3 separate regions of the Homo sapiens genome follow, and all the other regions are linked to region 2. A link is an interaction called in ENCODE POLR2A ChIA-PET data of the cell type or tissue named here. Cell type or tissue: OCI-LY7. All regions are shown on one strand.

The links. ChIA-PET counts read pairs that join two places held together with the same protein. Peaks named below come from ENCODE experiments on the same cell type or tissue, not always from the same donor. Only the 100,000 strongest peaks of a DNase experiment are listed, where the experiment ranks them.
Region 1: POLR2A ChIA-PET joins it to region 2 with 5 read pairs; 9 of 35 experiments call an interaction of 5 or more read pairs at or near these places.
Region 3: POLR2A ChIA-PET joins it to region 2 with 8 read pairs; 11 of 35 experiments call an interaction of 5 or more read pairs at or near these places.

What each region holds. Positions count from the first base shown.
Region 1 is chr1:244,724,331-244,729,330 of GRCh38, forward strand. No RefSeq gene overlaps it. Among named protein-coding and RNA genes, the nearest start is that of C1orf202, 4.2 kb to the right of the region's middle. In OCI-LY7, no CTCF peak of the experiment used is centred here; no DNase peak of the experiment used is centred here.
Region 2 is chr1:244,663,105-244,668,104 of GRCh38, forward strand. All of the region lies in intron 1 of DESI2 (desumoylating isopeptidase 2), which reads left to right. Among named protein-coding and RNA genes, the nearest start is that of DESI2, 12 kb to the left of the region's middle. In OCI-LY7, no CTCF peak of the experiment used is centred here; DNase peaks (open chromatin) are centred at 117 and 2,847; H3K4me3 peaks cover 2,749 bases; H3K27ac peaks cover 3,061 bases.
Region 3 is chr1:244,876,050-244,881,049 of GRCh38, forward strand. The region is part of intron 2 of LOC124904588 (UPF0764 protein C16orf89-like); the gene reads right to left. Among named protein-coding and RNA genes, the nearest start is that of HNRNPU, 14 kb to the left of the region's middle. In OCI-LY7, no CTCF peak of the experiment used is centred here; no DNase peak of the experiment used is centred here.

The DNA.
Region 1 (5,000 bases), 61 kb after region 2:
ATCCACAATAGCCAAAAGGTAGAAGCAACCACCCAAATGTCCACTGAAGAAGGAATGGACCAGCCGGGCATGGTGGCTCATGCCTGTAATCCCAGCACTTTGGGAGGCCAAGGCAGGTGGATCACCTAAGGCCAGGAGTTTGAGACCAGCTTTCCCAACATGGTGAAACCCTGTCTCTACTAAAAATATAAAAATTAGCCAGGCGTGGTGGTGTGCGCCTGTAATCCCAGCTACTCGGGAGGCTGAGGCAGGAGAATCGCTTGAGCCCAGGAGGCAGAGGTTGCAGTGAGCTGAGATCACAACACTGCACTCCAGCCTGAGTGACAAAAAAAGAAAGTGACTCAAAAAAGAAAAAAAAAAAAACAGAAAAGAAAAAAGAAGAATTCAAGTCACATAGTAATTCTTAGGAACCTAGTGCTGTGTAAACTAAGGTCTACCTGTACCTGTATAAATAAAAATGTTGGGCTGCCTTAAATCTTACCTCTCTCCCCAGGGGCAGAAGCCTGCCTCACCACCAGGACTTAGCCCTATGTATGTATGTACCTTGGAGGACCGTGGCAGAGCAAGCACTCTGACCAGTTATTGGCAGAGATGAGGCTTCTCCTCTTGAGCTCATCAGTGATAACCCAGCGTACCACCAACCTCCCCTTTTCCTTCAGACGCTACAGTTCAAAGTGTCTCCTGAATTCTTTTCTCCAAGGAACCCCAGCATCATAGATTGGACCCATCATTCCCACATGAGTGACCCCCTCTGCCAGCCACTACCACCCAGATACTTAGGATACTGGTCTGCTAGAGGCTGACATCCCTCTTCACGAAGACACTGGGGGGTGAGGTGAGATGGGGCTCCCTGTCCCCCACAAGCCCCTTCCTTCAGGTCCCCAAGACCACCACGCAAGACTGCTCAGGCCCACCAGGCCCTGGGTCCCATAGTCAGTGGGGAGCCCCAGTCCTGCTAGTCCGAGGCCCTTCATTCATCCCCAGCCACAAGCTGGCTAGATCCATTTAATTCAGCACAGATAGTACTTTTTTTCCTTCAAGATCAGAAGTCTAAATAAACCATATCGAGAAAAGAAAGAAACTCTCATGTACCAAGTTGTCTCACTTTGTGGAGTTAATGGGTTCTCAAAATTGTGTGACATAGCCTTTGGTGTCTTTCCTGCTGTACGTGGAATAGAAAAAGAATTGCCTTCAAGCTCTGAAGTTGATGACATTCTCCCTTTGGGGAAAAAAGAGTTTTCAAAGGAAGGAAGGTTTCCCAATTTCCCTGAGGTACTTTCATTGGCTCATTCACTCAATAAGCACACCAACCATGTACCAGAAACTTATAAACATGATTTCCTATTTGCAAAGGCCTTCTGCCATCACAGCTTTTCTGATCCACAAATTGCACTGGACTTGAAATAAGAAATATTTCCAAATCGCTGTTTGGTCATTAGAAGTTAGTACAACCTCTCTGAGCCTTGTATTCTTATTTTAAAATATAGCAAGAGCCGGTGCTCCTACCTGTAAGCCCAGCACTTTGGGAGGCTGAGAAGGGCAGATCACCTGAGGTCAGGAGTTCAAGATCAGCCTGGCCAACATGGTGAAACCCCGTCTCTACTAATACAAAAATCAGCCGGGCATAATGGTGCACACCTGTAGTCCCAGTTACCCGGGAGGCTGAGGCAGGAGAATCACTTGAACCCTGGAGGCGGAGGTTGCAGTGAGCCAAGATGGCGCCATTGCACTCCAGCCTGGACAACAGAGTGAGACTCTGTCTCAAAAATATATATATACATAGTAAGACTCCTTGTCCTGTCAAACTCACAAAACTATATGCAGATCACCTAAGAACAGCCAGTGAACACGGGAGTCATGCTGTCGTTGTTATAGTTAAAGAAAAAGATTGGTTGATTATTTTAAAATGAGATGGGGTCTTGCCTTGTTGCCCAGGCTGGTCTTAAACTCCTGGCCTCAAGCAATCCTCCCACCTTGGCCTCCCAAAATGCTGAGATTGCAGGTGTGAGCCACCATGCCTGGCCAAAATTTATTGTTAATTAGAAAGAGGGGAAGCAAGATGGAAGGGCCAAGCCACCTGTTAGGGCAGAAGCAGTTCTAGAAACCCCATCTCATAGAGTTCAGGGTGCAGAACTGCTGAAGACATCCTCCTTCTTTCTGGCTGGGCACCTCTCAGGGCTTAAACACAATGATAGCCATGAGTTTTACTAACTCAAATTGAACATGTCAATCACGGGGCCTGTCTTACCCAACAGTCTATTCTAATGAAAACTCTGCAGCACCCAGCACACCCCTACTGCCTTTTCAGGAAAGCAGTACTAGGCTTCTCTTAACTAGGGGTTTGGACCAAGGGTAGGACCCCTGATCCAAAGGCAGCTAGACCCCAGGAAGACAGCCATGAAAGTAGCCTGGCTTCACCAATAGCAATGGTGGTAATTACCAAAGTCAATCAGACCACATCCCTCAGACAGATCTGTCTGGGAGGATACAGAGTGATTATCAATGGGAAGAGAGAAAGAGGACAGGCCTGCATGGGGAGCAGGGAGGGAGGCTCAGCCCACAGGAGGACTCAGCTCCAACACGCCTCAGGGCTGTGATCTAGCCCCATTTTCAGCACAGTGTTTCCTTATAATAAACACATTTCCCCTAGATTCCTTTTTTTTTTTTTTTTTTTTTTTGAGATGGAGTCTCACGCTGTCACCCAGGCTGGAGTGCAATGGTGTGGTCTCGGCTCACTGCAACCTCCGCCTCCTGGGTTCAAGCGATTCTCCTGTCTCAGCCTCCCGAGTAGTTGGGACCACAGGCCACCACGCCTGGCTAATTTCTGTATTTTTACTAGAGATGGGGTTTCACTATGTTGGCCAGGCCGGTCTCAAACTCCTGACCTCGTGATCCACCTGCCTCGGCCTCCCAAAGTGCTGGGATTACAGGTGTGAGCCACCACGCTTGGCCCCCCTTTAAGGTAACTTTACCTTAAAGGAATCTGAGGCTAGATAGAAAAGTCTCTAAAAGAGGAAACTAAAAGAGCTTCACTAACACAAAAACTCAACCTGACTTACCTCCTGTGGCCAAGAGACATGTTTCTGGAATATCTACACCAGAAAACACTCAACCACAGATGGCTGAATAATGAGGCACTACATTTTTGTTGGTTTTTTAAACTGGTTTTCAGCTAGAAAGAAGATGGATATGGGAGGAAGAAAAAGTCCCATGCTGGTCCTAATGCAGCTCTGCAAGATCAGAGATAAAAGTTGTCACCATGAAATACTGCAAATTCCTAAGCTTGGGGGTGGAGGTGGGGCAGGGAGGGGGCAGTGGCAGAAGGAACCACCTGCAGGTACTCAACCCCAACAATGTAATGCAGCCTGGGTGCTCTCTCTGCATCCAAGGACCATGCTTCTGCTGAATTGGGGCCTTAGTGGGAGACATCTGTTGGTGTATCAACCCAGCAAATCTGGTAGAAGCTACCACTCTGCTCTTGCCCTGGGAGACAGCCATTCTAATCAACAGCCAAGAGGAGCCAATTGAAGGCCGACAGCACAGTGCCAAAAAGGTAAGGCTTTGTGTGGATACCTAAGAGTGAAACTAGGGAGACAGAGGACACACGTGAAACCACCCTAATAAATTCTCTAAATAAGTTGAGCATTTACATTATGCTACGTGCTTATACACCAAGCCTGGGTGTGTGTGTGTGTGTGAGTAGAGAGGGGTCCCCACAGACGGAGACATAATCTAGGCCAATTTCCTCAGCCTAGTGAAGAGGAAGTACTGCAGAGGGCCACGAGACAGTCGAAACAAAAAGGCATGGCTACATTCAAATAAATTAAGGGTCAGAGAATTAACTGTAGTTTGTCTCTTTCCTTTCGGAAACAAACCCAGAAAACATTAAATAGGTGGAATGTCTTACACATTATTCAACAGCACCTCTAGTCCAGGATTTGAGAATTCAGCAATTGGGCATTCTTCCAGCGGTCTTTTCTTTACCGGCCTCTTAGCTTCAACCTCTCGAAGCAGAGAGGGTTCAACTGGGCTGCTACCTACAGAACAGCTTTTAATTCAGGCATCACGGGACCCCCCGCCCAGTCAGCTATAGGCAGGATAACAGGATGGCCTTCCTCCTAAGGATGGGGCTATGAGGTTTAGTGGCTTTTCTGGTAAAAACGCCTTCCTCTATCACAGACCTACAAAGCAATTTCATCTATCTGGGCAACGACAAGAATAAAGAAGCTAGGAGAAATACAAAATGCACCTAACCAACCCCAAGTCACAGAATTACAGAGAATTCTTCCCTATGGGGCGCCGGCTCCTGGCCTCGGCTTTCTAGCGTATACCTTGGTTTTTCTGTTTTTCATCTTCCTAGGTTCACTGTTCAAGTATCAGGCATCATGATCCTCCACCTCCCACCCTTCCCCCAGTGATTTTTTTTTTTTTAAGACAGGGTCTGGCTCTGTTGCCCAGGCTGGAGTGCAGTGGTACAATTACAGCTCACCGCAGCTGAACACTGGGGCCTAAGCGATCCTCCCACCTCAGCTTCCCAAGTAGCTGGGACTACAGGCGCGCACCACCACACCCAGCTCAATTTTTAAATTTCTCTGTAGAGAAGAAGCCTCCCCATGTTGCCAGGCTGGTCTTGAACGCCTGGCCTCCAACAATATTCCCACCTTTACCTCCCTAAACGCTGGCCCCTTCCCCAGCGTTGACGCTCTAGGTCAACGGGGAGGGGAAATCCCTGCCTGGAAGGCGCCAGGGACTCCAAAGCCGCTTCAACAGCTGCACAATCAAGTGGAGAGCTTCCAGGCTCGCAGTTTGGCGTTTTTAGCTTGCTAGTGAAAAGGGTAAACTGAGCAGGGAGCGGTGGCTCATGCCTGTAATCCCAGCACTTTGGGAGGCCGAGGCAGGTGGATCACCTGAGGTCGCGAGTTCGAGACCAGCCTGACCAACCTGGAGAAACCCCGTCTCTACTAAAACTACAAAATTAGCCGGGCATAGTGGCACATGCA
Region 2 (5,000 bases):
AGGGTCAAAAGGATCAAGTGATAGGCAAAACTTTTTAAAAGTTAGGACCATTCAACCAAAGCCTGGTTTAACTTGCAGTTTTTTTTTTTCCTTTTTTTTGACATGGAGTCTCGCTCTGTCGCCCAGGCTGGCATCCGTCTCGGCTCAGTGCAAGCTCCGCCTCCTGGGTTCACGCCATTCTTCTGCCTCAGTCTTCTGAGTAGCTGGGACTACAGGCGCCTGCCACCACGCCCGGCTAATTTTTTGTATTTTTAGTAGAGACGGGGTTTCACCATGTTAGCCAGGATGGTCTCGATCTCCTGACCTCGTGATCCGCCCACCTCAGCCTCCCAAAGTGCTGGGATTACAGGCGTGAGCCACCGCACCTGGCTGCAAATTTTAAGAATAAAGTAAAAAATCCTACAAATACACAAAGGCAAAAAAGTTACACGGGAACAAAATCAGGCTAATTTCAGACTTCTCTTTGCTTATACCAAAGGCTGAATAATAAAGTAGAGCATTATCTACAGAGTATTAAAAGGGAAAAGATTTATGTCTGAATACTATAGCTTCTCCAGTTGTCATTCATGTACAAAAGGACATAGACAATATGTAGATACCTTTCTGGGGGTTAAAAAATTATTCAAGAACTTGGCCGGGCACGGTGGCTCACGCCTGTAATCCCAGCACTTTGGGAGGCCAAGGTGGACGGATCATGAGGTCAGGAGATCGAGACCATCCTGGCTAACACGGTGAAACCCCATCTCTGCTAAAAATACAAAAAATTAGCCAGGCGTGGTGGCGGGCGCCTGTAGTCCCAGCTGCTCGGGAGGCTGAGGCAGGAGAATGGCGTGAACCTGGGAGGCGGAGGTTGCAGTGAGCCGAGATTGCGCCACTGCACGCCAGCCTGGGCGACAGAGTGAGACTCCGTCTCAGGAAAAAAAAAAAAAAAAAAAAAAAATTATTTAAGAACTTAACAATGGGGTGGTTACACTAAAAGGAAAGGCCATGGCCATCAATACTCATTTAACATAGCTAAATCTTATAACTGTGGTTAAAAACAGGGCCAGTGTCCAGAATTACTCTTTGAAGAGAACAAGCATGATGATTTTTAAAAATTAAGTTTTCAGGTTATGTTGAACAAACCTTGGGTGAGAGAGAAGAGGTAAAAGCTTGTAGCAGCCCTATATAGAAGGACGTGTGTTGTAAATATACTTAATTCTTGTTTTGGAAGATTATATTTGAGTGTATGTGTTAATTTTTTTCATTAAGATGTATTATTGGGAGAAAATCAAACCTACAGGGAAAAGAGCAACGAAGACGTAATCCATATGGTGTAATAGAAAAAACAGAGAAAAGTTCAATATGAAATGAAGTCAAGGCCAGGCACTGTGGCTCAGGCCTGTAATCCCAGCACTTTGAGAGGCTGAGGTGGGTGGTAGTGGGACCTTATCTCTACAAAAAATAAATAAATTAGCCAGGCCCATGCCTGTGATTCCAGCTACTTAAGGGACTGAGATGGGAGGATTGCCTCAGCCCAGAAGGTCGAGGCTGCAGTAAGCCATGATTGTGCCACTGCACTCAGTCTGGGCAACAGAGCAAGACCCTGTCTCAAAAATAAATACAAATAGGACCAAGCATATAAGTTATGAAATGACAGTAAATAAATTAAAATCCCCTATTAAGCTTGGTAAGTGTATTTATAAGTGTCCTTTGCCTTACAGAAATTTTGTTCTATGTGGTCAAAACTGTTGGTCTTTTATAACCTTTCATCTTCCAGTCCTTCCCTAGATTTTTCCTTGCAAAAAATGATAGAAATAATCTACATGTTTGTTCCCAAGTGGAATGCCAGTTATCCCAATGCTGTTTATTGAATAATCCATGCTTCCCCATGTTAATTTGTGGCACATACTATGTTTATGTTGTACTAAATTATCATGGATATTTAGGTCTGTTTGAAGACTGTCTGTGCTATTCATTTCTGCCTCTTCCTGCACCATTATTAGATGTTGAATTATACTAGTCTCTTCCAGCAAGTTTTGATATCAGTTTTGATATTGAATCTTCCGATATTAATACCTGATTTTTTTTTTTTAGTGTTTTCAGTATGCCACTATACTAAGCCATTTCCTTATATTATTATCCCTTTTTAAGTTGATGAAACTGAGGCCTAGTTGAAAAGCAAGCTCAGAGTCACGCCATAGTGGTAGAGCACAGTCTTGAACAAGAGCTCTTAACACTAAAATCTGCGCTCCTAACTGTCATGCTGTATTTCTTTTTCCTCATCTCATCCCCTCCATAACCCAGAAATATGCTGATTCTCTTTTTGTTTGTCCTCATCTTACACCCCTCCCTGAACTAACTTCTGCACTCTGTGGCACTCATGGATATACAGTGATCTAAAAACTGCCCTGCCTCCTAAATCTTTTCTGTGACTATTTCTGTCATAGTTAATGCTATGTGTCGACTTGAGTAGACCATGGTACCCAGTTTTAGTCAGACACCAGTCTAGATGTTGCTGCTAAGGTGCTTTTTAGATGTAACAATTTTATAGATTTTGAGTAAAGAAATTACCCTTCAAAATATGGATGGGCTTCATCCAGTCAGTTGAAGGCCTTAAAAGAAAAACTAAGTTCCCCAAGGAAGAACGAATTTTGGCTCCAGACAAGCTGCAACATCACCTCTTCCCTGAATCTGCATCCTGCAGACCTACTCTGAAGATTTCAGATCTATCAAGCCCCACAGTTGTGTGAGCCAGTTCCTTAAAATAATCACTTCTTTGCTCCCCTCTTCATCTGGGCTATTCTGCAGTCTACTGTTACAGTCACTCCCTCTGTCATACTTGTCTCCGTAGTTAAAATCAGCTCACCATCTACACCGCGGCAGCTGAATAGGGCTAGAGAAAAACAACCATAGTGACAGATCTCACTTTACAATTGTGACCACAAACCCCAAGAGGGCCCTAAATACTGTCTAGCAGTGCTTCCTTATTTCTCTGGTCAGTTGACATTCCCACTCTCCGAGACAACTACAATATGTCATACTTTCTCCCCATTCCCTACTCTCAGCTTATTTTCAGAGATTACCTCACAGCTTATTTCACTGAAGAGAAAAGAAAAGGCAGTTTTCTCATCCTTCCACCACCACTGTTTTACCATATGTAGTCTGCGTTCTCTCTGATCATATGGAATGAATTGTCCATGTCTCTATCTGAGATGAAACCTTCCGCTGTGTACTAGAACCCATCCTCTCTCCTATCTATACAAGGACTTCTCTTTCAGAATTGTCACCACTCTTTTCTGCCTCATCAGTTTTTTTTTACTTTCTACTCTATCACTCCAATCAGTGAATGAATATGCTATATTTTATAGTCCCCATTCATTCAAACTGAGGAGAATTAGTGATATACTTTAATATTTATCTCTATTAACCATCAACCATATTGTATCGTGTTCTCAAGCTGAAGGTTTGTCTTTTTAAATGAACTTCTTTAGAAATATATTACTTTTAAGCCTAACAAATAAGTGAACAAGAACTGTTTTAATCAGTCTCATTCATTCTGACCTGTTGCTCTTTTATCTGTGGGTATCAAACAATAATACAGCAATAAGGATTTTTTAAGTTTCCCACTCTGTAGTGACCCTGAGGGCAGACGCAGTGTCTATATTAGTTCCTTTTTAAAGACATAACTGAAACTGGGAACAAAAAGAGGTTTAATTGGACTTACAGTTCCATGTGGCTCGGGAGGCCTCAGAATCATGGCGGGTGGCAAAAGGCACTTGTTACGTGGTGGCAGCAAGAGAAAAATGAGGAAGAAGCAGAAGTGGAAATGCCTGATAAACCCATCAGATCTCGTGATTCTTATTCACTATCACGAGAATAGCATGGTAAAGACTGGCCCCCATGATTCAATTACCTCCCCCTGGGTCCCTCCCACAATACATGGGAATTCTGGGAGATACAATACAAGTTGAGATTTGGCTGGGGACATAGCCAAACCATATCATTCCACCCCTGGTCCCTCCAAATCTCATGTCCTCACATTTCAAAACCAATCATACCTTCTTAGCAGTCCCCTAAAGTCTTAACTCATTTCAGCATTAACCCAAAAGTCCACAGTCCAAAGTCTCATCTGAGACAAGGCAAGTCCCTTCCTATGAGCCTGTAAAATCAAAAGCAAGCTAGCTACTTCCTAGATATAATGGGGATACAGGTATTGGATAAATACAGCCATTCCAAATGGGAGAAATTGGCCAAAACAGAGGGGTTAAAGGGCCCATGCAAGTCCAAAATCCAGTGGGGCAGTCAAATTTTACAGCTGCAAAATGTTCTCCTTTGACTCCGGGTCTCACATCCAGGTCACGCTGATGAAAGAGGTGGGTTAAAATGACTCACATGATCCTTACAATGATATTGTATGCTAGGTATTATTACTATTCCCATTTTAGAGAGGCACAGATAAGTTAACTAACTTTCCCAAGGCCACACAGCTAAAAAGGGGGTAGGATACAAATCCATGCATCCTGATTCCAGGTTGTACCACAAACTGCATTACACTGCCTCTTGCTATAACAGAAGCAGGCTTGACCAAGGAGGAAAAGGTCAAATACAGCCTCTTGCTGCCCCCTCCTCAGTCCTAACTTTTCTTCAGTCCTGACTCTTACTCTGAACTAGTGCAATGGTTTAGGGCTCTCACCTGTCACCTGACAGGCTAGGGAGATCCATTAGGATAGCAGAGAGAAGCAGGCCTCCAGAGGTGACCAGCCAGTGAGAGGGCTGAAAGACACAAGCCATTGCTGGTGCTGAAGCGTAGTCACTCATTGTGTGATCTTGGTTAAATTACTTGGCTGAACATCCCTGACATAATTTACGTATTTTACATGGACTATTTCATTATGAAAGAAAAAGCTGACAGTACATTTTAGAGTGACATCCACAAAATGAGGTATTGACTATATGTATACATTTGTTGTTTTAACACTTATCAAATTGTGATTATTTACATACTTAAGAGTTCCTTA
Region 3 (5,000 bases), 210 kb after region 2:
GCAGTGAACCAAGATCACACCACTGCACTCCAGCCTGGGCGACAAAGTGAGACTCGATCTCAAAAAAAAAAAAAAAAAAAAAAAGAGAAAGAAAGAAATCATTAGAATTTAGAATTTCAGAGTTATAAATGGCATACTCTGTTCCAGCCAAATTTTATGCTATAGAGTCCTGAAGAAAGAGACAGGCAAATCAATGATTAAATTACAAGAGTCATACGTGATAGAGGTACATATTCAGTACAGGAGATGGAGCAAGGGGCTTATTGGGGGCAAAGGGACTTAAGTTGAGTCTTCAAAGAGTGAGCAGGGCTGAGAGAGAGGGAAGGGCATTCCAGGTAGGAGGAACCACCTTTACAAATGCATAGAGGCGAGGCGCATTCCTGTGGCTATAATTCAGTATGAATGGACATGCTTGCAGGAGCAGGGCTAGGAAATTATTATAGTGGACAAAGAGGTCGATTAAGAAGAACCCAGCCAAGCTAAGAAGTTGGAGCTTCATCCACTAATAAAGAGGTGGGTAGTGAGGGGATTAAAGAATGTTAAGCTGAGAAGTAGCTCGATCAGGTCTGAATTTTAGGAAGATCATGTAGGCATCAGAGTGTTGAAAATGCACATGTTCACATATGTCGTAAGCAGGAAACATAAATAAATAGCAACAGGTGTAATAGCTGCCATCTAATAATACATGACAAGGTCATGCATTGGCTCCAGGTCAGTGGTGCCAGAGGGAGTGATGGAGATTGTGAGCTGGAGTGAGGGCCTCTATGGAAAGGGAGCAGTCGCCTAGGACCATCTGCAAATGGGACCCAGGATTGTCGGTTTTTTGTTTAAGGGAAGTGGGAAAATCTTTATTTTTATATAATAGCTACTGAATTTTAGAGATGACCAAACTTATGTAGGCCAAAAACAAAAAACCACCTTTGGTGATATGTTTGTAAGCCTTGGGTTAAAGAATCTTGAAGGGGGCATGGGCCGGAAGACCAGTTAGGAAGTTATTTAAACAGGTGAGGGCCGGGCATGGTGGCTCATGCCTGTAATCCCAGCATTTTTGGAACGCCAAAGCAGGCGGATCACCTGAGGTCGGGACCTCGAGACCAGCCTGGCCAACATGGTGAAACCCCATCTCTACTAAAAATACAAAAATTAGCCAGGCGTGGTGGCACACACCTGTAATCCCAGCTACTTGGGAGGCTGAGACAGGAGAATCTCTTGAACCCAGGAGGCAGAGGTTGTAGTGAGCTGAGATCACGCCACTGCACTCCAGCCTGGGTGACAGAGTGAGACTGTGTCTCAAAAAAAACAAAAATACAAAACAGGTGAGAAGTACTAAAGGCCACTCTGACTCAGGTCAAATGGATCAATTAATCTTGAGAAGGGTAAAGAGGGCTGTGAAGAAAGATTACTTAAGATTGCTAGGGTTTTCTTAAATTCCAGTGGTGTTTTGGACCCTCACATGACCATCCAATCTTGGCAACTATAACCATTTGGGTTAATTCTCTAAACAGTGCTGCCATTAGAAAGGAAAGGGAGGCCCAGCACGGTGGCTCATGCCTGTAATCCCGGCACTTTGGGAGGCCGAGGCAGGCATATTATCTGAGGTCGGCAGTTCACGACCAGCCTGACCAACATGGAGAAACCCCATCTCTACTAAAAATACAAAATTAGCCAGGTGTGATGGCACATGTCTGTAATCCCAGCTACTCGGGAGGCTGAGGCAGGAGAACTGCTTGAATCCGGGAGGCGGAGGTTCCAGTGAGCCGAGATCACACCATTGCACTCCAGCCTGGGCAACAAGAGCGAATCTCCGTCTCAAAAAAAAAGAAAGGAAAGGGAATGTTTTGTGGTTGTGGGCACCGTGCTTACTAAGAAGAAAAAGGATGTACAATGTGCAGATTTTTCAGCTTTTTGGACAAATGTATATGAAGGTATTGAACCATGAAGCAGTTCCTTTCATCCCCCTCAACCAAAAAGTGGCTGATTCAGATGAAAAGGCACATGAATTAAGTCACAGAACCAAAGCAAACCTTAGCAACACGTGAGGCTTAGGAAATTGTTTCTTCTCCCCTGCATCTTTATACCATTGAAATAAGATTGAACGGAACGCCAAGGAGTGTTCTGAAACAGAGTGTAGTCACAAAGGGAAACGTTAGTCCCAGAGGAGATGATGTGTGGAAGGAAGGCACAGTCTCATTAGGTGGATCTGGAGAGAGAGAAAGAGAATTTTACAACTTTTTTGGTTGTAAGCAAGAAGTAGTGATGCCATATTCTCCACTCACCATCTCCCCGAGTCACTGCCCAGCTGTATCATGTGTTAATTAATTGTCATATGTATAATTTATTATTATTATTATTATTATTATTTTGAGACAGGGTCTTGCTCTGTCACCCAGGCTGGAGTGCAGTGGCACAATCATAGTTCACAGCAGCCTTGAACTCCTAGGCTTAAGCCATCCTTCTGCCTCAGCTTCCCAAGTAGCTGGGATTAGAGGTGTGAGCTACCACACCCAGATAATTAACTTTTTTTTTTTTTTTTTTTGTAGAGACAAGGTCTTGCTACATTGCCCAGACTGGTCTTGAGCTCCTGGCCTCAAGTGATCCTCCCACCTCTGCCTCCCGAAGTGCCAAGGTTACAGGTGTGAGCCACCATGGGCCATTTATCCTTTATTAAACATAGAAATATCTCATTATCTGATCCCACAGTGATTCTGAGATTGTATGAGGATAGGCCTTACTTATTCTATTCTGTTTTAATATTCAGTTTAGCTACTCAGGAGGCTAAAGCGGGAGGATTGCTTGAGCCCAGGAGTTCGAGGCTGCAGTGAGCTCTGATTACATCATTGCTCTCTAGCCTGGGTGACACAGCAAGACCCTGTCTCTAAAAAAACTAAAAAAAAAACTTCTAAAAAAAGATTTTGTTTAGGTGTCACCTCCTCTAGGAAGATTTTCCGAATTACCCCCACGCATCCTCACCGCCCCTGAGTGGATTAGGTGTGCCCTTTCTGAGCTCCTAAAATCTCAGAATTTTTTTTTTTTTAGACAGTTTCACTCTTTTTGCCCAGGCTGGAGTGCAATGACATGGTCTCGGCTCACTACAACCTCCACCTCCTGGGTTCAAGTGATTCTCCTGCCTCAGCCTCCCAAGTAGCTGGGATTACAGGCGTCTGCCACCACACCCAGCTAATTTTGTATTTTTAGTAGAGATGGGGTTTCACCAGTTTAGCCAGGCTGGTCTCGAACTCCTAACCTCAGGTGATCCACCCACCTCGGCCTCCCAAAGTACTGAGATTACAGGCATGAGCCACCATGCCTGGCCAAAATCTCCAAAGTTATTCTTGCCCTGTGGTTTCATTATTTTCTCTCTCTGTTTCTATTTCTCCTACTGATTGACCTTCTAATGGGGGCTCAAGCTAGATGTCTAGTTTGTTTTGTATCCTTATCGTTTCCTGGAGGGTAAGCACTCAGGACATGAAACATATGGAATGAATGAGCCTGTGTAGATCCGACATTGCTTAGTAAATAACTATACCCCTTACCAGCCAGGCAAAGTTGCTCCTTTCTCTCAGTCTCAGTCTTTTAACCTGTAAAATGATAATTACCACTGTCCTGTCTACCCTGGGGGTGTAAGAATCACATATGTAAAAATTCTAACCTGTGAATGCTATGTAATTACTACCTACTTATAAACATATACTTTTGGAGAAAAGGGAGGCAGAAGATTTTTTTGGTTTTTGTTTGTTTGTTTGTTTGTTTGTTTGTGTCAGGGTCTCACCCCCATCGCCCAGGCCGGAATGCAGTGGCACAATCTTGGCTCACTGCAGCCTTGGCTTCCTGGGCTCGGGTGATTCTCCCACCTTGGCTTCCTAAGTAGCTGAGACTACAGGCACGCACTACCATGTCTGTCTGATTTTTTGTATTTTTTAAGTAGAGATGGGGTTTTGCCTTGCTGCTGGTCTCAAACTCCTGGGTTCATGAGATCCACCTGCTTTGGCCTCCCAAAGTGCTGGGATTACAGGTGTGAACCACCATGTCTGGTTTAGGAAGTTTTTTTGTTTTTTGTTTTTGAGACAGAGTTTCGCTCTTGTTGCCCAGGCTGGAATGCAATGGCACGATCTTGGCTCACTGCAACCTCCGCCTCCCAGGTTCAAGCGATTCTCCTGCCTCAGTCTCCCGAGTAGCTGGGATTACAGGTGCCCGCCACCACACCCGGCTAATTTTGTATTTTTAGTAGAGACGGGGTTTCTCCAAGTTGGTCAGGCTGGTCTCGAACTCCCGACCTCAGGTGATCCGCCTGCCTCAGCCTCCCAAAGCGCTGGGATTACAGCCACAAGCCACTGTGCCCGGCCTAGAAAGTTCTTTTATTGCCAAGCGTGGTGGCTCACGCCTGTAATCCCAGCACTTTGGGAGGCCGAGGCAGGCGGATCACTGAGGTCAGGAGTTCGAGACCAGCCTGGCCAATTTGGAGAAACCCCTGTCTCTACTAAAAATACAAAAATTAGCCGGACGTGATGGTGCGCACCTATAATCCCAGCTACTTCAGAGGCTGATGCAGGAGAATTGCTTGAATCTGGGAGGCAGAGGTTGCAGTGAGCCGAGATGGTGCCACTGCACTCCAGCCTGGGTGACAGAGCGAGGATCCATCTCAAAAAAAAAAAAAAAGAAGAAGAAGAGTGTAGTGCTTTAAAATATGAAGATAAAGTCACTGACTGCCCATCAAGTGGGACAGCTTTTCTTCTGGTAATGGGGATACACCTGTGCATCCCACTGTCACCTGGGACTCCTCAGTGATCCATGATTTGACATGAAGACACTATCAGCTAAAAAGCAGGGCAGTCTCAGGGTGCACTTTGGAAGTGCTTAAGGGATCTATATTTTGAACTCCAGAAACGGAACTTCCAAACTTGGACTTTATCACACCTCCTCAGGCAGCCCCACACTTCTATAACAAACGAGCTTGAAGCACACTCTCTCTCAAGTTATGATGGATAATATTGCCTAGGCAA